Linked DNA regions of Homo sapiens: region 1 is linked to region 2. A link is a loop called in an ENCODE intact Hi-C map of the cell type or tissue named here. Cell type or tissue: IMR-90. All regions are shown on one strand. Each heading gives the region's core, and the rest is flanking DNA. Links, peaks and the distances in the headings are about the cores only. Region 1 holds the start of LOC124906220 (a long non-coding RNA gene). Region 2 overlaps RFTN1 (raftlin, lipid raft linker 1).

The links. Hi-C counts contacts between places; a loop is a spot of excess contacts. Peaks named below come from ENCODE experiments on the same cell type or tissue, not always from the same donor. Only the 100,000 strongest peaks of a DNase experiment are listed, where the experiment ranks them.
Region 1: a loop joins it to region 2, with 3 times the contacts of the local background. A loop is called at or near these places in 6 of 110 quality-filtered maps.

Annotation. Positions count from the first base shown.
Region 1 is chr3:16,436,137-16,446,804 of GRCh38, reverse strand. All of the region lies in intron 2 of RFTN1 (raftlin, lipid raft linker 1), which reads left to right. It overlaps LOC124906220 (a long non-coding RNA gene), which reads right to left and starts at 7,321. Exons shown (of 2, transcript XR_007095840.1): 1 at 1,940-7,321; 2 at 1-450. In IMR-90, for the core only: no CTCF peak of the experiment used is centred there; a DNase peak (open chromatin) is centred at 5,344; H3K27ac peaks cover 1,355 bases.
Region 2 is chr3:16,383,878-16,394,545 of GRCh38, reverse strand. The region is part of intron 4 of RFTN1 (raftlin, lipid raft linker 1); the gene reads left to right. Among named protein-coding and RNA genes, the nearest start is that of OXNAD1, 120 kb to the right of the region's middle. In IMR-90, for the core only: no CTCF peak of the experiment used is centred there; DNase peaks (open chromatin) are centred at 1,605 and 5,475; H3K27ac peaks cover 2,374 bases.

The sequences.
Region 1 (10,668 bases), core at 1,364-9,363, 52 kb before region 2:
CTCGTTTCCTGTGTAGATGCCAAACTCAAGTGTGCTCATACCCTCGGGTACCGCACTTTTTGGGAAATCTCTTGTTTTCCATTTTCTGCTGTTTGGAGTTGAGATTTCCAGTCACTGTCTTGTATACAACCATGGTCTTTGTCCTATTATTATTTGGCCATCTTTACAAAGTGAAATTTTTACATTCTTCCTTTGCTTTTGTTGTCATATCAACCTTTGATTTTCCCAGTGGCATGTTTTTGAATTATCCCAACTCAGCAGCTTTTTTCTTCCTGTTGCTTTTGTAACTCCTGCTCACACTAGCAGAGACAGAGAAGGATAGTTGGTGACCTGAAAGTGAGGTGTCCCTTCTGCTTGTTGGACGTGGACCGAGAGATGAGGCCGATGAAGATTTCCTGGAGATAGATGGTGGTGATGGTTGCACGACAATGTGAATTTCCCTAACGGTACCTAAAATTGTTAGAATAATAAATTTGATGTTAGGCATATTTTACCACAGTTTTTTTTTTTTTAAAGGTTTCTAGGTTTCCTCTGAGCTTTACACTGGCTGACTCTTTTCCAGGACTCATTATGGTTCTTTCATCTTGGTCTTGTGGCTAATCTGCTTTAGGGCCCAGGGAATATGGGGACCCCAGAGTTCACCATCCACCAGAGTGACTGCAGGTAGCAGTTTGCATTGGACTTTCTTTGACGGAGAGAGTGCTACTGCAGTCCTGATGTGGACTGTGGCCTTATCAGAGGAGAATTTCTTCATTTAATGACAGCTGCTAATGAGCCTTCTCCAGGCACTCTTGGTTTGGCCACCTTGTTGGCAAATAAACCCAGCATGGGTTCTGGCCCAGTGGAAATTATTTAATAGGCAAGACAGGGAAAAAAAAAAAAACTTCAATGAACAATTTGTAGAATTAAAAGTTGTGATAGATGCTGTGAAACAAATGATTGGTAATTAATGATATAGAACAGAGCTGTCCAATGGAAATATACTTTGAGCCACATATGTAAGTTTAAACTTTTTAAAAGTCACATTTTTAAAAGGTAAAAAGAAACACATGAAATTAATATTAATATATTTTATTTAATCTTAATATATCCAAAGTATTGTCATTTCAGTGTTATTAATATAAAAAACTTCTTACTTAGATATTTTACATTCTCTTTTTCATGCTAAATCTTTGAAATTGGTTGAACATTTTATACTTATACCACATTCATTCAGACTGGCCACATTTTGAGTGCTCAATAGCCACATGTGGCTACTGTCTTGGACAGCGCTGGTAGAGAGCTGTGTGTGTGTGTGTGTGTGTGTGTGTGTGTGTGTGTGAGAGAGAGAGAGAGAGAAAGAGAGAAAGAAAAAATGGCAACAGACAGAGAGAGAGACAGAGTGGGGGGAAAGAGAAAGAGCAGGAGAGAGAATTGTATGGATGAGGGAGGGGGACTCATCCTTAGACGGTGTGGATAAAGAAAGCCTCCCTATATCTCCTTTTTGTCTCTCTCTCTTTCTTTCTCTTTTTCTCTTCCTTGAATTTGTGAGGCCCATGAGAAGGTATCAGAGCAATCATACTCTTAGTTGAAACTGAGACTCCTCAAAAGTGCCTTGTAAAGATGCATTATTTTTCTTATATGTTTTCTCTAAGAGCTTGGCTGCAACAGCATTGTTTTTGGAACTGTTTACATCTGCATAGTAAGTCCTCACTTAACATTGTTAATAGGTTCTTGGAAACTGCAACTGTATATGAAACAGTGTGTAATGAAACCAATTTTACCATAGGCTAATTGAGAAAATCAAGAGTTAAATTCCTATGGCATATTTCTGGTCACAAAAACATTACCAAACTTCTCGATAAAGACCAAAACATTTCTAATACTAAACATGGAAATAAATGTGAGCTATACATACAGTTAAGAAAGATTAATAACAACAAATAAGATGATGACTTACCCAGTTTTTGGTAAAACAGCGAGTGATGGTGGTTGTAGTGGTGGTGGGTTAAATCAAGGAATAAATGTTTGCAAAGTGAAACTCGTAAGGAGCACTTACTCCCACCACGAAGTTCAAAACCAATAACAAATTTGGTGGGCTCGCCAAGTGCTTTCATCCCACATTGTTTATTGTGGTACATTGTGGTACACATTTTTATTTTACAATTATTTGTATTCATTCCTTCATTCATTTTCCAACTCGCTTATTCCAGTTCAGTGTCTGGGGTGGCCGGAGTCTGTCCCAGCAGCTCAGGATGCAAGGCAGGCGCCAGCCCTAGACAGGATGTCATTCCATTGCAGGAGTACTCTCACACATACACTCACACTTGCTCAGACTGGGACAATGTAGACATGGCTGTTTACCTAACATGCACATCTTTGGGATGTGGGAGGAAGCCGGAGCGCCTGGAAAAAACCCATAGGGATATGAAGAAATTAAGTCTTAAGATTTTATAATAGAAAATCCATACAGGATTTCTATGACAAATCATTTTACATTGTAAATCCAGTAGTTTAATTTTTATATTGTTTGTACATACTCATTAGTGGCTAGTCTTTGATGCCATCAGCATAATGTACTCTCAAAATCAAGAGAACTACCAAGAATGCCAGCTATCATACTCATTAGGAAAATGGCTTAAAACATTCATAATTTGCTTTCTTCTGACTCACAAAAAGCTCTTCTTGGATTTGGTATGGATGAGTTTCGTTACCGATTCTGAATAATTGGTGATCCTTTGTGTCTTCTCTAACAAAAGTACTTTTAAATGTATGAAATATTGTATTAATACTCCAGGTTCCATATCTAGTGGGTTGCTTTTAATATTTGAGTGCCCACTACTAAACCTAAGCATCAGGGGACCTGGTGTTTCTTAAAAAGGCTTCTTGATGTATCTTAGCCTGTGTCTTCTCTGACAAAATGGACTGGTGAGGTGAACAATAATGCCATCTTCTGAGTTTTATTAATGGATGCAGTCAATGGAAATTGTTGAGTCAGTCTCCTTACAAATACCTGGACACTGAATTTTTACAGTACAGTGGTGTGTGTGTGTGTGTGTGTGTGTGTGTGTGTGTTGTGTGTAATTCATTGACTATGTGTGATTCTCTGAAATGACGAGCAAACCAATAACAACTTAACTCTTCCCCGCTCCCATTGTCACGACAGCCTGATGCTTTAACAGTCATTTGTGGTCCGGCGGCCGGCAACTTAATTCATTTGATGAGGCATCTGTTGCTTTGCCAGTTACTCCCTAATTGACCTGCAGAATCTTAGGTTTATATAAGCTTAAAGAAGTTCTTTTAGTCTTACTGAGATTCCCCTGTGTGTTCATCCATGGTTTAATTAAGGTATTAAGAATAGTATTTCAGAACTCATTCAGCTCAATAGCAAAAATACAAATAACCCAACTTGAAAAATGGGCAGAGGGCTTGAATAGACATATCTCCCAAGGAGATATAAAAGTGGCCCACACATATATGAAAGAATGCTTATTAACATCACTAAACATCAGAGAAATGCAAATCAAAACCACAGTGAGATATCAGCTCACACCTGTTAGAATGGCTACTATCAAAAATACAAGAGATAAGAAGTGTTGGTGAGGATGTGAAGTATAAGAGAACCCTTGCACCCCGTTGGTGGGAATGTAAACTAGTACAGCCATTATAGAAAACAATATGGAGGTTCATCAAAAATTAAAAATAGAAATATCCTATGATCTAGCAATCCCATTACTGGGTATTTCTCCAAAGGAAATGAAATCAGTATGTTGAAGAGATATCTGCACTCCATGCAGCATTATTCACAATAGCCAGGATATGGAAACAACCTACATGTCCATCAATAGATGATTGGATAAATAAACTATGGTATATATATGCAATGGAGTATTATTCAGCCTTAAAAAAGAAGATGATCCTCCATTTACAACAGCATGGCTGAATCTAGAGGACATTCTGCTAAGTGAAATAAGCCAGACACAGAAGGAAAAATACTACGTAATCTTGCATATATGTGCAATCTTAAACTAAAAATCAAATACACAGAAACAGAGAGTAGAACTGTAGTTTGGGGGGTCAGGGAGATGCAGGGAGATGGGGAGTTGTAGGTCAAAGGTACAAAGTTGCAGTTATGTATGATAAGTAAATCTAGAGATCTAATGTACAACATGGGGACTATAGCTAATAACATCGCGTACTGGAGATCTGCTCAGGGAATAGATTTTAGGTACTCTTACCACGCACAAAAAAGAAAACTAACTATGTGAGATGATGGTTATGTTGGTTTTCTTGACTGTAGTAATCATTTGAACTAAGTATATATACATTGAGGCATCATGTTGTACACCTTGAATATACACAACAAAAATCCATTAAAATTTAAAAAAAGAATAGTTTTTTTTTGTGAAAGCATGTTATTGATTGCTAGGGCTCGGGGAGAGAGGGGAATGGGAAGAGTAACTGCTTAATGGACATGGAGTTTCCTTTGGGGGTGATGAAAATGTTTCATAACCTATAGATAGAGCTGATGGTTGTGCAACATCATGAAGATACTAAACGCCACCAAATAGTTCACTTTAAAATGATTAATTTTATGTTATGGAAATTTCACTTCAAATTTTAAAAATAGTGTTTTAATGGTGTGGTCTCCTGAGCCTGGATATGTGTTTTGTTTTGTTTTGTTTTGTTTTGTTTTTTAAGTTTCAGATACATGAGTTTGTTTAATGAGAAGATGACAGAAGTCTAAATTTTTAAAGCCCTTAGAACAAACATTTTAACTTATTCCACAGATTTAGAAATGGCACATACAGAAGACATGGGCTTTGTCTTCTGCAAACATTATTTTAAAAATTGGACTCCTATTTCCTACCTATACAATAAAAAGTCCTGCATCAAAAAGTGATTGATTTTAGTGTTTTGCTAAATTGGATCTACTGCAAAGCCCAGGCAGATTGATGTTATGGCACTAGCAGTCTTGAAGGAACTTTTTAAAAAAGAGAGATTTGGTTGAGCAGTGTAACATTATCAGCTTCACCTGTGAGGGAAATTTCCCGAGGGAATTGGTGTCTGTCTCATGTTGCACTCCTTCGTATTGACAGATCCATTAGCGGATGTAATTAGAAGACCAAAGTCAGACTTTGAATAATTAGGTTAAAGTCACAAATGATTTCTGGGCAAAATAATAGAAGCTGTTGCAGTTCAGCCTGCTGTTTCCTGCTTTACAGAGCTGAGTGAAATGGGCAGTTGCTGTATGCGGTGGTTTCTTTCTTGTGTTGGAGGCTGATACTTTCCCAATAATCAAGTTTGAAATAGCAAAGACCTCACTTTGGCCCTTTGCAAATGTCTGAAGGGCTTCGTTTCCAGGGAATAAATGGAGCTGTGGAATGTTTTTGCTAAACAAAACATAGTCATAGCAAAAACAAAATTTACTTTATCCCAGGAGTGTTAAGAAATGTGTGGTTTTGTGGATTATGTTTTTTCTCTGTTTTCATTCCTTTCTTTTCCTTTTTTTTTTTTTTTTTTTTTAGTTCTTGGAATAATGGTTTATTTATTTATATGGAGTTATTTTCTGAAAGAAAAACAAAACACTTATTTCAAAAGACGTTTGGACTCTCATGCCACCCAAAATACCTTTTCAGCAGTAGTTTCTATATTTTGATTTTATAAAAGCCTGTTATTGGTAATAGAGTCTGGAATAAAAAAAAATATTTCCAAAAGATTCAAAATGCAATCATGTGATTCTAAACTTTTTGTTCATCTCAGTGCCAATATAGAAAAAAGAGGAATTAGGAAATAGAGGCCAGTATCAAATACCTGCAGATGTGTCCTTGAAGCTTTTGATGTACCTTGTGATGATGTGGGATGAACAGAATGACATCCTCCTCCATGTATGACTGATGCTCACACTGCGCCTGGACAGTGGCAGGATCAGAAATAGGAAGAAGTGCGGGGCATCCATCCCCCAACTTTATCAAATGCCCCATCCATACTCTGCAGGCTGCTAGGTCTTGACTTTGGCCATATGGGATTGAGAAAAAAATTACAGTTACTTGTCACATTTAAAGATTAGGAAGATTAAGATTTCTGACTTCTTGAAAGTAAGAGTTAGAAGTTCTGGCACCATTGGGCCCCCCCCCCATTAGCAGTAACCATCTTGTCCCCTTGGGCAAGATGGGGCCTCGGTGTTCATTGCTGTCCCCCTGGCTCATGTCTCTTGTTTACTTTATTTTCCTGGCCTGCAGATACCTCTGTTAATGGCTTTGGGATCTGCACCAAGCCCTCTGTCCAGTAAGGAGATGAGACTCTGCCCCTGCCCAGGTAGGGGAGAAGCCAGGAGAGAATTGTCCTTTGCACTGCAGCAGGACAAAGCCCTGGTATGGGATGAAGATGGGCAGGAGTTCAAGACCAGCCTGGCCAACATAGTGAAACCCTGACTCTACTAAAAATACAAAAATTAGCTGAGCATGTTGGTGCACACCTGTAGTCCCAGCTACTCAGGGGGCTGAGGCAGGAGGATCACTTGAGTCCAGAAGGCGGAGGTTTCAGTGAGCCAAGATTGTGGCAGTGTGGGAGCACGTGGGTGTCCTTCCCAGATGAGGCGAGTGTGATCACTGTAGATAAAAACTATAGAACCTGACAGATTAGAAAGTGGAGAAAAAGTGTGATCAGCCCTCGCGGCAGCGGCCCACTCTGAGTAGGCTGGCATTTTCTCTTTTTGGAAGGTAACGGTGGCTAAGACAGCCATACCAGTGTCCCTTATCTTCAGACTACGAAGTTATAATTAGAAATTTTAACTTATGATGAGACGGTTCATGTGGTTCAGCCTTAGAGTCAGCTCCTGGTCAAAGGCCAGGAAGCCAAAGTAACTACAGAATAACTCATGCCGTTTCCTTGTAGCTCTCTTCTAGGGTGAAGGAGACCCATCATCCTTGATACTTAAAACGTTAGTTTTCTCTCCCACCGCTGGGCAGGCATCTCTTCCCTAGAACTCCTCTGAAAAGCTCCCCACACTCCCCCAGAGGACAGTTAGCCCAGAATCCCTAGTGCCTGGGCAGGCAGAAGGCTGGAACCCTCGGGCAGCAGTGATGTTTCTCCCGCCCACTGGCAGTGGGTATCTTCCAGCCTCTCCTTCCTCACTCCAGCCACCCACACATGCCATGTGGGTGTTCCTTCTTCCAATTCTAGCTCTGGTTTGGGGGAACTCTTTTAGTTAACATTGAAAACAATTGTTATATTATCCAATGTTACTTTTTAGTTAGAAACTGGTACCTCAGCCTCCAAATTGAAATAATAAAATTATTGCATTTTAAAGTTGAAAGCGCCTTTTGCAATTGCCCATCCAAAGTCTTCATTTTGTAAATGAGAGTCCCAAGAGATGGGGAGGGAGCTATATAGCTTGCCCAAGGTTACATAATTTGTAAATGAAATCAGGCAACTATTACAAAACAAAATAGTGGAGAGGTTACTCTGATAAGTAGGGTGAGAAACAGACCAACAGGCTACAACTGGTATGTCCATCCAAGTGGAGAAATCATTCCTTTGTTTATTCGCCTAGGAGTAACACTGGGGAATTGGTCACTTCATAAGAACTATGTTTTCTTTTGTATTTTTAAGGTTAGGGTTCAAATAGAAACATGAGATTAAGGCCTTTAATCATGTTTATAATAGGAGCCTTTTTTTATTGCTTTAAGATCATTGAGATTCATTTTTATTTGTTTCTTTTAACCATGAAGCTAAATTTACTTTGACAGCATGCATACCAAAAATTAAAGCCACAAAATTGCTCAGCTTTGACAGGAGATACATCTTTAGATTTTAAGATAAAAATTTAAAAGGTATTATGTTTTTTTCAGGAAGCATTTAAATATAAAGTGGTTGATTGACTAACATTTTTAGTGCACCGATTTGGGAGCATGGAGGTTAAGGAGTGTGGGTGGGAATGGGGAAGGATTTCATGGCCCCACATCATGTTGTCATCACCATCCCGGGGTGACCAGTCCTCCCATTCACCACAGCCAGTGCCACCGCCTGTGATTGTTTTGTGTTCTGTAGATTACACACACATCATCCCACGTGATCCTCACAATGACGCTATGATGGAAGACAGGTTGATGTTGTTATCACCATTTTATACAAAGAAATTGAGTGTTCACATGACTGGGGTTAGCAGGCAGTGAGGAGAGCAGCTGGTATAGAAACCTGTCTTCTTTTTTTTTTTTTTTTTTTTTTTTTTTTTTTTTGAGACAGAGTTCTTACTCTGTCTCCCAGGCTGGAGTGCAGTGGCACGATTTCAGCTCACTGCAACCTCTGCCTCCTGGACTCAAGTGATCCTCCCTCCTCAGCCCCCTGAGTAGCTGGGACTATAGGTGCACGCCAACATGCGCAGCTAATTTTTGTATTTTGGGTAGAGACAGGGTTTCACCATGTTGGCCAGGCTGGTCTCGAACTCCTGCTCTCAAATGATCCACCCGCCTCGGCCTCCTAAAGTGCTGCGATTACAAGCGTGAGCCACCATGCCCAGCAAGAACCCTGTCTTCTAAACATATTAACTACTTTTATTTTTTATTTTAGTGTGATGCATAAGAGGAAACAAATGTATAAATTATCAAACTCTCAATAAAGGTTTATTTTATTATAGCAGGAAGAGTTTGAAAAATTTGAATCATTTAAAGAATATTGAACTGTAGAGACCAATATGAGTTTGAGTTAAATATGAGTTTGAGGGCCCATATTCGATGACTCACAGATGCTGTTTGTATATAGTTTTATCAAAGGAGAGGGGATCTTGGTGCTGGATAGTATTTTTAGGTTTGATTGACAACGTGCAGTTGCCTTCCATAAAGCCCTACACTCCTACCAAAAGTACATTCAGTTTTTCAAATAAAACAAACTGTCTCCGCCACATGTGGTTTTGCCCTTTTGGTTCAGCAGCCTTGTAATCTGTTGACAGCCCCTGGTTTCCATAAGGTCGACACCCAGCATTTGCAGGCTCTGGGACAAGAGGACAAAAGGAGATCTTGGGCTGGGCCAGGATTAGGGTGAGGGGAGTGAGGCAACATTTATAATAAATAAAGACAAGATCAGTGACAGTATTGTGCAAGCCGTATTGGAGCTTAAAGTGAAAGGAAAAAACACCGATCCTATCTTTTATTTATTTATTTATTTATTTATTTAGTAACTCTGTCACCCCAGGCTGGAGTGCAGTGGTGCGATCTCAGCTCACTGCATCCTTGACCTCTCTGGGCTCAAGTGATCCTCCCATCTCAGCCTCCCTAGTAGCTGGCACTACAGGCACATGCCACCACACTCAGTTAATTTTTGTATTTTTTTGTACAGATGGAGTTTTGCCCTATTGCCTAGGCTAGTCTCAAACTCCTGGGCTCAAGCGATTCTCCTTGAGGGCAGGGTGGTATTGCCCTTCAAACCTAAAAATGCACACACTCTTTGTCCAGCAACCCTACTACTGGTAGTACTTCTATGGCTGGACTCATGAATGTCTTTCAAGATATATGGACAAAGGTATTTACTACTAGGTTGCTCTAACAGCCCTCAAGAAAGGTTCACTCCCACCACGATGAGGGCCATGCCTGTTTCCCCAACACCCTTGCATGCAGTGAATATTACAGAAGTGAAAAAGGAAAATGTATTATTCCAATAGCAATAAAATATAGAATAACTAGGAATAAACCTGATAAATATGTGCTATCTGTGTGAAGAAAACTTTAGCATGCTCCAGAGGGACCCAAAGGAAGACTTGACCAAATCAAAATTTTGCCAGTTTCTTGCATGGGAACTTGTAGCATGGTGAAAATATTCATTCTCAGTCAAGCTATGATTTGAACATGACCCAATAAAAATACCCACAGACTTTTTTAGTGGAGCAAGGGGAATTTACTGAGCTGATTTTTAAAGATCATTTAGAAAAACGAATTAGGAAAATTCAAAATATAAACAGGAATATAGGAAGATTTGACAAGTAGTTTAACCAGATATTAAAACATAATATGAAATTAAAATTGTTTGAAGTAGTGTTTTATACAAATAGATTAATGGATCACAGTCATAAACTCATATTTGGGAATATAATAAATGATAAGTGGCATATGATATATGGCATCTCAAATCAATGAGGAAAAATGGATAAACCCCTGTGGTGGGGGGGTGTTCAATTCATATTGCACACTTTACATGGGATAAATTCCAAATCGATAAAAGATTTATATGCAAAAAATGAAATATGTATTATGGGAATTCACAAGAGAATTGTTTTATAATCCCAGGTCTTTCTGCTATGACACAAAACTCAGAAGCCATTGAAAGCAAGATTGGTAAATTCAGCTTCATTTAAAAAGTTTTTCATGGAATCACTTGAACCCAGGAGGTAGAGTTTGCAGTGAGCGGGGATAGCACCACCGCACTCCAGCCTGGGCAACAGAGAGAGACTTTGTCTTAAAAAAAAAAAAAAAATTTTTTTTTTCATGGCAAAACCCACTATATGCAAAGTCAAAAGGCAAGCAACAAATTGGGGGCAGATACATCAAAAACTAAATTTCCTAATATGTAAAGAGTTCTTACAAACCAATAGAAAAAAAGCCCAATGACTAAATAGGACACGAGGCAAAGATAATGGACAGACAGTTCACAGACAAGGAGACACAGCATTTAAATATGAAATGTTTAATAAGAAAA
Region 2 (10,668 bases), core at 1,585-9,584:
GGAAGCCTCTCTAACTTCTAACACCAAAGGGTGGCTTCGCCTGTTTGTATAAATGGTGTCTTTTGCTCAGCACTGTGTCTGTGAGATTCATTTATGTCACAGTGGTTCATTGGTGTTCATTTGTGTGTAGAATTCCTGCATTGCTTTGTTTTTTGTTTGTTTGTTTTTAAGGGACAGGGTCTCACTGTGTTGCCCAAGCTAGAGTGCAGTGGTGCAGTCATAGCTCACTACAGCTTCAAACCCTGAGCTCAAGCCATCCTCCCTGCTCAGCCTCCCAAGCAGCTAGGATTACGGGTGTGCACCACCACACCCAGCTAATTTTTTTAAGATTTTTTTTATAGAGATGGGGTCATGCTATGTTACCCAGGCTGGTCTCAAATGCCTTTTCTGGCCTCAAGTGATCCTCCCATCCTGGCCTCCCAAAGTACTGGGATTACAGGTATAAGCCATGATGCCCAGCCCTGCATTGCTTTTTTAAAAGCCATCTTTAAGAAGATTGCCTACTATAGCACCCCAAATTGTTTTCCATGTTGTAGGAATTATTTTAAATTTTTCTTAGATTTATTTTCCTCCTTAAAAAAAAGTCTGGCCGGGTGCGGTGGCTCACACCTGTAATCCCAGCATTTTGGGAGGCCGAGGCAGGCAGATCATGAGGTCAGGAGATCGAGATGATCCTGGCTAACACGGTGAAACCCCGTCTATACTAAAAATACAAAAAAATTAGCCGGGTATGGTGGCGGGCACCTGTAGTCCCACCTACTTGGGAGGCTGAGGCAGGAGAATGGAGTGAACCCAGGAGGTGGAGCTGGCAGTAAGCCAAGACCGTGCCACTGCACTACAGCCTGGGTGAGAAAGCAAGACTCCATCTGAAAAAAAAAAAATTAAAAAAAAAAAGTCCATCAGCTTATTTCAATAAATGTCCCAAAGTAGCTTTGAATATGTTTTCCCCAAGAAGCATCTTGCTGTTCAAAATAAAGTAACTGAGAGAGTCCTTATATTGTGAGAGATCTTGAACGTATGTAAATGTCAGAGCAATTCCCTCATTTTTGAGAAATAACATTTTAGGGGGTAAAATCCAGGAGATCACTAGGTTATATCCAGGCTGTATAGTGTATGAGTGTTTATAAGTGGTGTATTTCACTTTCTGTCTTATGTGCATTGGAGTTTTATGCTGTAGTTAGTGAATATTGGTCCCACTCTTGGCAGTGAACATAATGTCTATGGTGCATCTATCCCTAGATATCTGCTTGGCTGATTCCTTCACCTCCTTCAAATCTTCGTTCCAGGTTACCTCAGTGCACCTACCTTCCCACCCATCTTTAAGAGAGCAGCTTGCCTCCTGCCACTCCCTACCCTAGTATTTTGGACTCCCTTTGTCTCCTCTATTTTCCTTTTACCTAAAGTTCTTGCCACCTCTTAAGACACGTTACTGTTTTTACTTATTGTGTGTATTGTTTCTTGTCATTTTTTGTTTGTTTGTTTGTTTGATGCTGAGCTCAGAATAGGTCATTTAGCATGTGCTCAGTGAATGTTTATAGAATGAAAGAGCAAGAGCCTGTGTGTTTCCAAGGCTTGCAGGGCCTCAGAATTGTATGGGAACAGATGCTGTGAACAGTGATGCAATGAAGATAAAGTACAGAGGGTTAGGAGACTCACACATTTTCTTTTTTTGCAACTCCAAGTAGCTTTTTTCAGTATCTGGCATGGTTGGGACTTGTTGAAAAACCCTCCCTGGAAGTGACTTGTGAGGGTTGGATATCACCTGTTAATGCTTCATACGTCCCAGCAGACTCATTTACAAATATGGAATTTGCTGTTATCACCAGGAAAATTTCCAGACTTTTATTTATGATATATATATATATGTGTGTGTGTGTGTACATATATACACATATAACTTTTATGTATGTATAAGTAATATATACTTATATATGTAATATATACTTTTATATAGATGTAATATATATTTATATATGTAAACTTTTTATGAGCTGGAACATGTTTTGAGTGTCAATTATGCACCGTCAGTGAACACATGGGGCAGCTGACTGGTTTACAGCACAGGTTGAACTTTCCCATCTGTGTGTTCAGAAGTGCTGAACATCCCACCTCGGTGACACCTCCTGTCTGGGATCCAGCACAGATAATGAGTGTGGGAATTTGAACTAACCTCATGGCATGTGAGGGTGGGGTGTCTTGTCTGAGAAATGGAGTGTATCCTGGCAGGCAGTTAGGCTGCCTGCTGTATCTTCCCCTGACACTGGAAGGTTTCATTTTAATTGCTTGTGATTATGTAAAATCTTTTCTGAGGGTTTTGAGAATCAGTGTGACAGAATTACAACCCACATAAGGTTTTCCCCTTTTCTGCCTTTGGGAGAATTCCCACTCAAAGAGCCAGGTCCCATTAGGATTGGAGTCAGCAGGGCTGAAGATGGCTAGAGGACACTGCAGGGAGGGAGAAAGCACTTGGAGATGAGATACTCAATTATTGAAACTGACTTGCCTCCTCAAGAAATCTGGAACTTTAAACCCAGTTCCAGAATTCTCTCCTGATTCCAGTTAAAGAAACCTACTACCTAATAACTTAGGCAGCCATTTAGGTGGGATGTTTCACTTTCTGAAATTCTTAGCTTTCTTCCCCGTAAAAAAAACAAAAAAAAAAACAAAAAAAAAAAACAAAAAAAAAACCTTTGCACTAGAATGATAATCTCTAGGATTGCCTATAGCTCTGATATTCTGTGAGTCTATGGTCAATCCAGCTTTTAAATGACTTCCCCTTCATTATCAAAGAGCCTTATTTGATTAGTTCAGGTTTATGATAGTGGTGTGCTGCGTTTCGGTGCCATATACCCTCATTTTGTGAATTTTTCTGGGTATGTCTTAGTATTCCCTCTGCTCTTCATCCACTATGGCAGTGTTTGCTGATTGATTGGTAACTATTTTTGTCCTCCCACTTAACTAACAACTGTAATTGGAGCTCAATATAAGGGCTATTATTTTTACAAAGTTTGTTTTCCTTTTAAGGTTAAAAATAAACATTGCCTTCTGACACTCCAGTGGAAAAAATCTGTTGTGAGAAAAATCTAAACTTTAAATGATTCATTTGTGGGATCACTTTTGACTTCTTATGTGTTTAAAAGAATGAGAAAAAGGGCATATTACCATTATAGGGGTGGTACTGTATTCTATACATGTAACCCAGGATATGTAAGTTGGACAAAAGAGTCAAGTATTTTAATAATTCATTATTATAAATTTAGCATATGAAATAATGAGAAAATAGAATTAAACTGAGGTTTCCCATCTAATTAATTACTTCCCAATCTACATCTTCATTCTGTTAGCCTGATAGCAGCATTCCTAGTTTTGAAAAGGTAGCTGGGGGGAGATTCGTAGTGTAGATGTTAGGGATGAGGGTGATGGAGGTGTTATTCATTGGGGTACTAGTGATGGTCTTGGTAAAGGTGATAGTGGTGGTATTGATGGGGTGGTAGGGATGTTATTGGGCAAAAGCAAAAGCAGTCAAAGGAGCTGTTAGAAAGAAAGATTCTTCAGAGAGAAAAAGGTTGTCATGGGGGGTACAGGGAGTAGAAATCAGATGGAAAACACCTGAAGAGATGGAAAAACTTTAAAAGAAAATGTTTAAATATATTCCTGGTGGAAATAAAGTTAGTTTTTTGATGAACTATTCATCGTTCAGTTGGTGTAGAAATTTTGTTTCCAATGACTTCCCAGTTTGAATGAGATGCAGTGTCTACTCTGACTAACTTCTAAGACACTCCCCAGAGGGCAATGACAGCTTCTCGTTATGATGCCTTAAGAATAACACAGATGGATATATTTTTTAAGTTTCAAGCACAGGAGTCTCTGTGACCCTTTCTGACTCTGATGGTGCCTGGGAATGTGGGCATCATTCTTTATTGCTTTTGAATAGTAAAGCATCATCATTAATTCATGCTCTGTACATTTGTAACTTGTGATAAACAAGAACTAAGCCTAAGTTTGCATACAGGTTTGCTAAACCAATTAATAATGTAAGCTAAGCTGCAGGGGCAGTGTTTATTTACCTCAAGGCTACCTGCTTTTTCCAGCAGTTTGGATGCACCATCACAAACTGAGAGGCTAGTTACAAATTGCTCTTACCTCTTTATTAAAGCAGATCTCTGAAGGCTCACTCCTTCAGAGCTTTTGTGTTATCCTCGTTTACATTTCTGTATATTTGAGTGTGCTGCTAACTGCATCTTTTATAAAGGATTTAGATTTTACACTTTACAAAATCATTGCAGTCTGGTATTTCCTGTGGGTATGGATTAGTGACGATCACTGTATTTTAAAAGATGTCTATTGCTGTGTAACAAACCACCCCAAAACATATTGGCTTTAAACAATAGCAGTCATTTATTTTGCTCACAAATCTGCAACTTGGGCAGTACTTGGCAGAGGCAGCTAATCTCCATTTCACATGGTATCAACTGGGCTGTTTGGTGGTAGCTGGGGGATCTACTTTCAAGATGGCACACTCATATGGCTGGCAAGTTGGTGTTGGCTGTAGGCCTCTCGACAGACTGCTTAAGGCTTCCTCAAAACATGGCAGCTAGGTTCTAAGAGCAAGCATCCCAAGAGAAGAAGGTAGAAGTTCATGGAATTCTGATGATTATACCTTGGAGGTCACATAAGGGTCCTTTTCACCTACTCATTGGTTGAGGCCGTCATAAGGACCCATAGTGGTTGAAGTACAGGGGACATGGGTTCCAGCTCTTGATGGAGGAGTGACAAGGTTCCAGCAGACCATGTGGAATGAGAAATATTGTTGTGGCCATCTTTGGAAAATACAGTCTGCCACATACATGAATTCCAACATGCTTATGTTCATTTCTGGTTCATTCTTCTACTAGGAGAGAACTTTGAGAATACGTAACAAATAAAAATGAAGGCGAGAAGTGGAAATAAATTCAGTATTGAATATAAGGGTTATTGGACATTGAAGATAATCTTTAAATGTATAATTCTCAGTAGTTGTTAATGCAAAGCTGTTCCTTCCCTCCCCCCCGAAAAAAAACCCATCTCCTATTTGTTACTCAAAGGGATCACATATCTTCATGTGCTCTGAAACTCTCTTAAATCATTTCCATCTTCCAGAAAAACCATCCCAGTGTTCTCCAGGGTATTTACAAAAGAACAATAAAACATTCATTTTTTTAGCACACTGTAATGAAAACCATCCCCAAGTACTTAGTTTAACTGCCTTGTTTACCGTGGGAGTTTCAAATGTCATTAGGACCCTGTTATATTTTTGTTGGTCTGGAGTCGTGGGAATCACAAAGTATTTTTTAACCAAGGGTTAAAACTAGGATAGCAATGCCCAATGGCACCATCTCAACATTTTGTTAAAGTGTGTTTCATTAATGCTTTGGAAGCCTATGTAAATCAGAGGATGGTGGGGGGAAGAAAAGGTCACGAATACTGGATGTTAAAGCAGTGTGGTGTGAAGAGAAACATCTGCTCCTGGTTAAATTCTTTAAACTTATGTTCTTTTGACTCACTCATTTAACTGTGGTGCTGAGATTTGAGTTCAATGAAGACTCTAAAGCTGGTTTTCCAGAATGTTCCAGGGAGTCTTAATGAACCCTTGAGTTCTTAACCCCAAGCTTGTAATTCCAAGGTCACTGGTATTACCAAAGTATAAAACTAGGGTTGTCAACCTCAGCAACTCCAAAAAACTGTCTTTTTGTTTTTTGGGACCTACATTGCCTCATCTTAGTGCCTTTGTGAAACAAGGCCCATGGGTATGCCTGATTATGAGGCATTTTTTACCTTGATAAGAAGTAGTGATATTAACAAATTGCTTATTGCTACTTCTTTTCTTTTTCCTGAGGGGAAGATTGACTTGGTTTCTTAAGAGATGGACTGAAAACCCACGAACTGCACATTTTAACAGCAATGCTTTCTTGAGACATGTCTCTGGACCTGCAACCCCCTTAATGTCTCTAGGCCTCAGTTTTCTTCACTGTTAAGATGATAGGAGTAGCAAATGATGTGCAAGTTTTCTGAATCTCAAATGAATATATTTTTAAAACATTATTGGTCCCAGATGGATATTTCCTGAAATTGTAGACTCATAGATGTTTCCACTTGGGGGTAACCTCAGATACTGCAAATTTAATCTCATGCCTATTCATTCCTTTAATAAATGCCCAAGGAATACTTACTGTGTACCAGGAACAGTTCCAGATGCTGAGGACAAAGCAGGAGGCAAAAGAGACAAACTGCCTGTCCTCATAGAGCTCTCATCCAGCTAGGAAAACCAGTTGTAGGGAGATGGAGGGGGGAACAGCATGCCAAACAGAGGGATCTGCAAAGTGCTGAGGCCCCCTGATGGGAACAAATCTTGGGGTAGGGGGGAAACAATGACAAAGACTTGTGAAGGTGTCAGGAGTTTGGGATGTGGCCTGAGAGGTGGGCAAGACCCATTTCAGGGGCAGGGCAAGGGTTGGGAATCTTATTCTAAATGGGACATCGTTGGAGAGTTAAAACGAGCAGCCTTAACTGGCTCACATCTTTCAGATACCAGCCTGGCTGCTGTGAGGGCTGTATACAGGCCAGCATGCAGGAAGAAAACCAGCAGAAAGGTGGTGGTGAGGCCAAGGAAGAGCATCTCCAGGAGGAGGGGAATGCATGAGCTACCAGAGAGGATGGGGTGGTGAGGGCTAAAAAGCCTGTGGGATTTGGCGTCATGGAGGTGACAGGAGGGCTGTGGGGAGCTGCCGGTGAGGAGGCAGTACAGAAGCTAGAGAGTGAGTGGAGGTGGAGTCGGTGAGGCGGGTGGGTGGACGAGGCTTGCTTACTTCTATTGTTGGTTGGATTCTTTCCTCTTTTTCTTCTTTTAAAAAAAGATAACTTGAATTTAGTTGTATGCTGAGTGGAAGGAGCCAGTAGAGAGAGAGAGAGAGAGAGAGAGAGAGAGAGAGAGAGAGAAATTGAGGATATAGAAGAGAGAAGTGGTCCTAAGTAGAGCTGGGTCTTCCAGGGTGCCAGAAAACATGAGCTCTATGGCCTGGGTTTTGCCTTAACCGGGTCACACCGATGCTGGGGACAAAGAGTGGAGGGCCAGAAGAGGACATGGGGATGGGCTTCTCAGCTTCTGACCTCGATTTTGTCTTTAAGTCATCTCTGGAGGTGGTGGGAAAGTGGGGAGAGGGTGGGACCCAGCAGAGGGGAGAAAGCCCTGGGGAAGCACAAGACAGCTGATCAGGGAGGAAGGGAGCCACTGCAGGGTGGCCGTGTGGCCTCAGCCTTGGCGGGAGACCTTGAGCCCTCCTCCTTGTGGCCCTGGGTGGACTGGATGGATGCGACATTTGTGGGATGTGTCAGACAGAGAAAGCCAAGGATATAATAGGAGGAGAGTGATGGAAGCAGTGGGTCATGTGATGGACAGGGAAGGAAGAGAAGGAACACTCATCTGTGTGCCTCTTAAAGCAGCTTTCTGGGTCTTCACTGCTGGTCACACTGAACCAGGTGACCATATGTCCCAGCTTGTTCAGACAATCCCAGTTCATGCCTGTCATCTAAGCGTAATTATTATTTTACTTTTTGCTTCAGTTGTTTGACAAATCAGCATCCCATGGTGTGTCACAGACTGCTGCCTCTACTTTTTGTCTCCCGTGGACTTCTCACATCCTTTCCCATAGCAAGTGTAGGCTCTTATGACCTTTCCCATGAGCTCTGCAGTTACTTCCGGGCCCCAGCCATGTCCCTTGCCTCCTGTCTCCTCGCTCTGTTACCAACCCCCACCTCGATCCATACCACATCCTGTGGGCAGATTTCTTTTCCTTAGGACAGGCCTGATCATGTCACTTTGCTCAGAAGTCATGATGGCATCTCATTGCCTTCAGAATAAAAAGTCCAGACTCTAAAGATGCAAGACTCTGCAATCTAGCCCTGGTATTTCCCAGTACAGCTTAGAGTGTAGGAACATTGCAAATACAGCGCTGAGCAGCGTAACAGGTAGCAACGTGGGCTCTGGAGCCAGCTGCCTAGGTTTGAATCCTACTTGCCCTTTACTAGTTGTCTGACCTTGGGGAAGTTGCCCAATATCTCTGTGCCTCAGTTCTCTAATCTGTAAGATAGGGATGAAAAATAATACCTATTGTTATTATTATAAGGATTAAATGAGTTAATCCACGTACAGCCTTTAAAACAGTGTTGGGCATACAGTAAGCTCTCAGTAAATTGTGATTACAGAATTTCAGCTCAAGCACACTGAACATTTGCTCTTCCCTGCATGACTTCTGAGGCTTTCTTGCCTCTTCACTTTTGCTAGCCCTGCTTCTCATAGGAATCCTTCTCCCAAATCATTTCTGTATGCACAGATTTTACCTGTGGGTAAGGTTAAATCCATGGCTACCAATAATGGATTTTGACAGCCACAGAACTAACAGACTGGGAAGGCTGGCATGCATTCTTTGACTCCCACAGGACTATGACGAAAGTCTCTTTAAATGCTTTGCTAACATAACATTTTGAAGTTTGATTTATCAGTTTCCTTGTGGGTGTGCAGCAGCATTTAATGGAAGCCTGGGGGTCTTGCAGCCTTGGAGGGGGCAGCAGATTCTCCTGCCAGTTCTTTTCCTCAATGGTCCTACTTGGATGATGGCAGTTCTCATGGGCCAAGGTCGTCTTTGCTCCAGAATCCTGTTCTGAATGCAGACAACCACACATATGTTGAATTCTGCTGATGGGCATACACTGAGGAAGATTGGGATGTTCTGGGCCAAGGAAAATCTGCCAGAGGTGACTCCTGACTACTCCAGCGTGTTGACTCTTTGACTGTGCCCTCCTGGTCAGGGCATGCATCTACTATGACAAACTACTCTGTGCAATGGAATGGCTGGGGGTTGCTTGGTGATTCCAATTGGTATTCAGTAAGTAGTTATGGAATGAATAAATGAATATTAGTATCTTCATTTTATAGATTAAGAAACTGAGGCTAAAATAAATCAACTGATTTGACCAATAATATAACTACTGAGTAACAGAGCCAGGTCCAAAGCTTTAAGCCTTCAAACTCTTTGTCCAAGGGCAGATTCTAAGACCTCTCAGTCGCTAAATGAGAAAACCACAACAGCAGAAAGTTTACATGATCTTTCCTTGTGGCCCTAAAACGGAGCTAAACATCCAGCAGCGCCTGGCAAAGCTTCCAATTTCTGCAGCTAAGTGTTAACATGTCAAAACTAAAGGCGGCTTCAGATGTGAGCTCAAACCCGTGTTATTTTTGAGCCTCCCTTTTCAGAAAGCTGTACAAGAGTGTAGGTGACAAGATGGGAAGGGTTGTGTGTGTCTGATAAAATATTCACTGTAAAGACTCATGTGTAACTGCAACCCAGAATGGCATTTTTGTACCTGTTCTTGACACCTAGGGCATGCCTCTGCTGTGGGCTCCCTGCGTGTGCTGTGCTATGTTGTCACGGATCGGGGGCGTGTGAGTTATGAGGGAGGGCCGGAGTGGGCAGTGGTCTGATCTAGGGTATATAAGTATGTGGATGTGAGTCTTGGATTTACCCCATATTATATGCCTCAGAAATCACTGTCAAAAACTCTATTATTCAGTATTTTATGTGATTTATTATGCTCTATAGCAGAGCTACCCAATAGAACGTTCTATGATGATGGATATGTTCTACACCTGCACTGTCCATGGGGTCATCACTAGCCACAAGTGGCTGGTGGGTGCTTGAAATGTGACTCATGTGACTAAGGAGAGGAATATTTAAATTTTATTTTATTTGAATTAATTTAAATTTAAATAGCCACATGTGGCTAGTGGCTACCTATTGGACAGCACAGCTCTCTATTTTTTAGCAGTAGGTTTCTGATTCCCAGCATTAATTAGCTCATTAGTTACAGGCATTTCATTAAGTTTATTATGTAACTTGTAGAAAATAAATCCATCAGTTATAGATACAACCTCCCTTACCTGGTGTGTAGCAGCTCTCCTCAAAGCACAATGGGGGAAATTTCCTTTACCTGGGCAACAGTGATGGCTGAAAGCCTCCCTGCCACACTTCAGCCTCTCACGTAGGACCTGGAATCGATACCAGATGAAGTCCTAGTTGTCTTGTTTCTGTTTGGGGCTCACTGTCATTTGGGAGCCTGTACCGAACTTTTATTTCATGCCTAGTCAGGTTTAGATTTAGAGACCTCCATCAACTTGCCCTGTGCTATCTTATTTTCCCCTACCTCCTGGTGGGAAGAGAGAAAATTGATTATTTTAAGGAACTGGCTCATGTGATAGTGGGGGCCAACAAGTCTGACATCTGCAGGGCAGTCCAGCAGACTGGACATTCAGGTAAGGACTGGTGTTGCAGTCTTTGAGTTTGAAGGGGAGAAAACCCAGGGAGAATTTCTGTGTTGCAGTCCAGAGGCAGAATTCTTTTTCCTTTGGGAAATCTCAGTCTTGGCTCTTAAAGCCTTCACCTGATTAGATGAGACCCACCTAATAATGGAGGAATCCACTTTACCGAAAGTCAACTGATAGTAAATGTTAATCACACATTTAAAAAATACCTTTACAGCAACATCTAGACTAGAGTTTTACCAAACAATTGGTCACCATAGTTCAGTCAAGTGGACATAAAATTAACTGTGACACCATCCTCCTTAGAGTCAGAC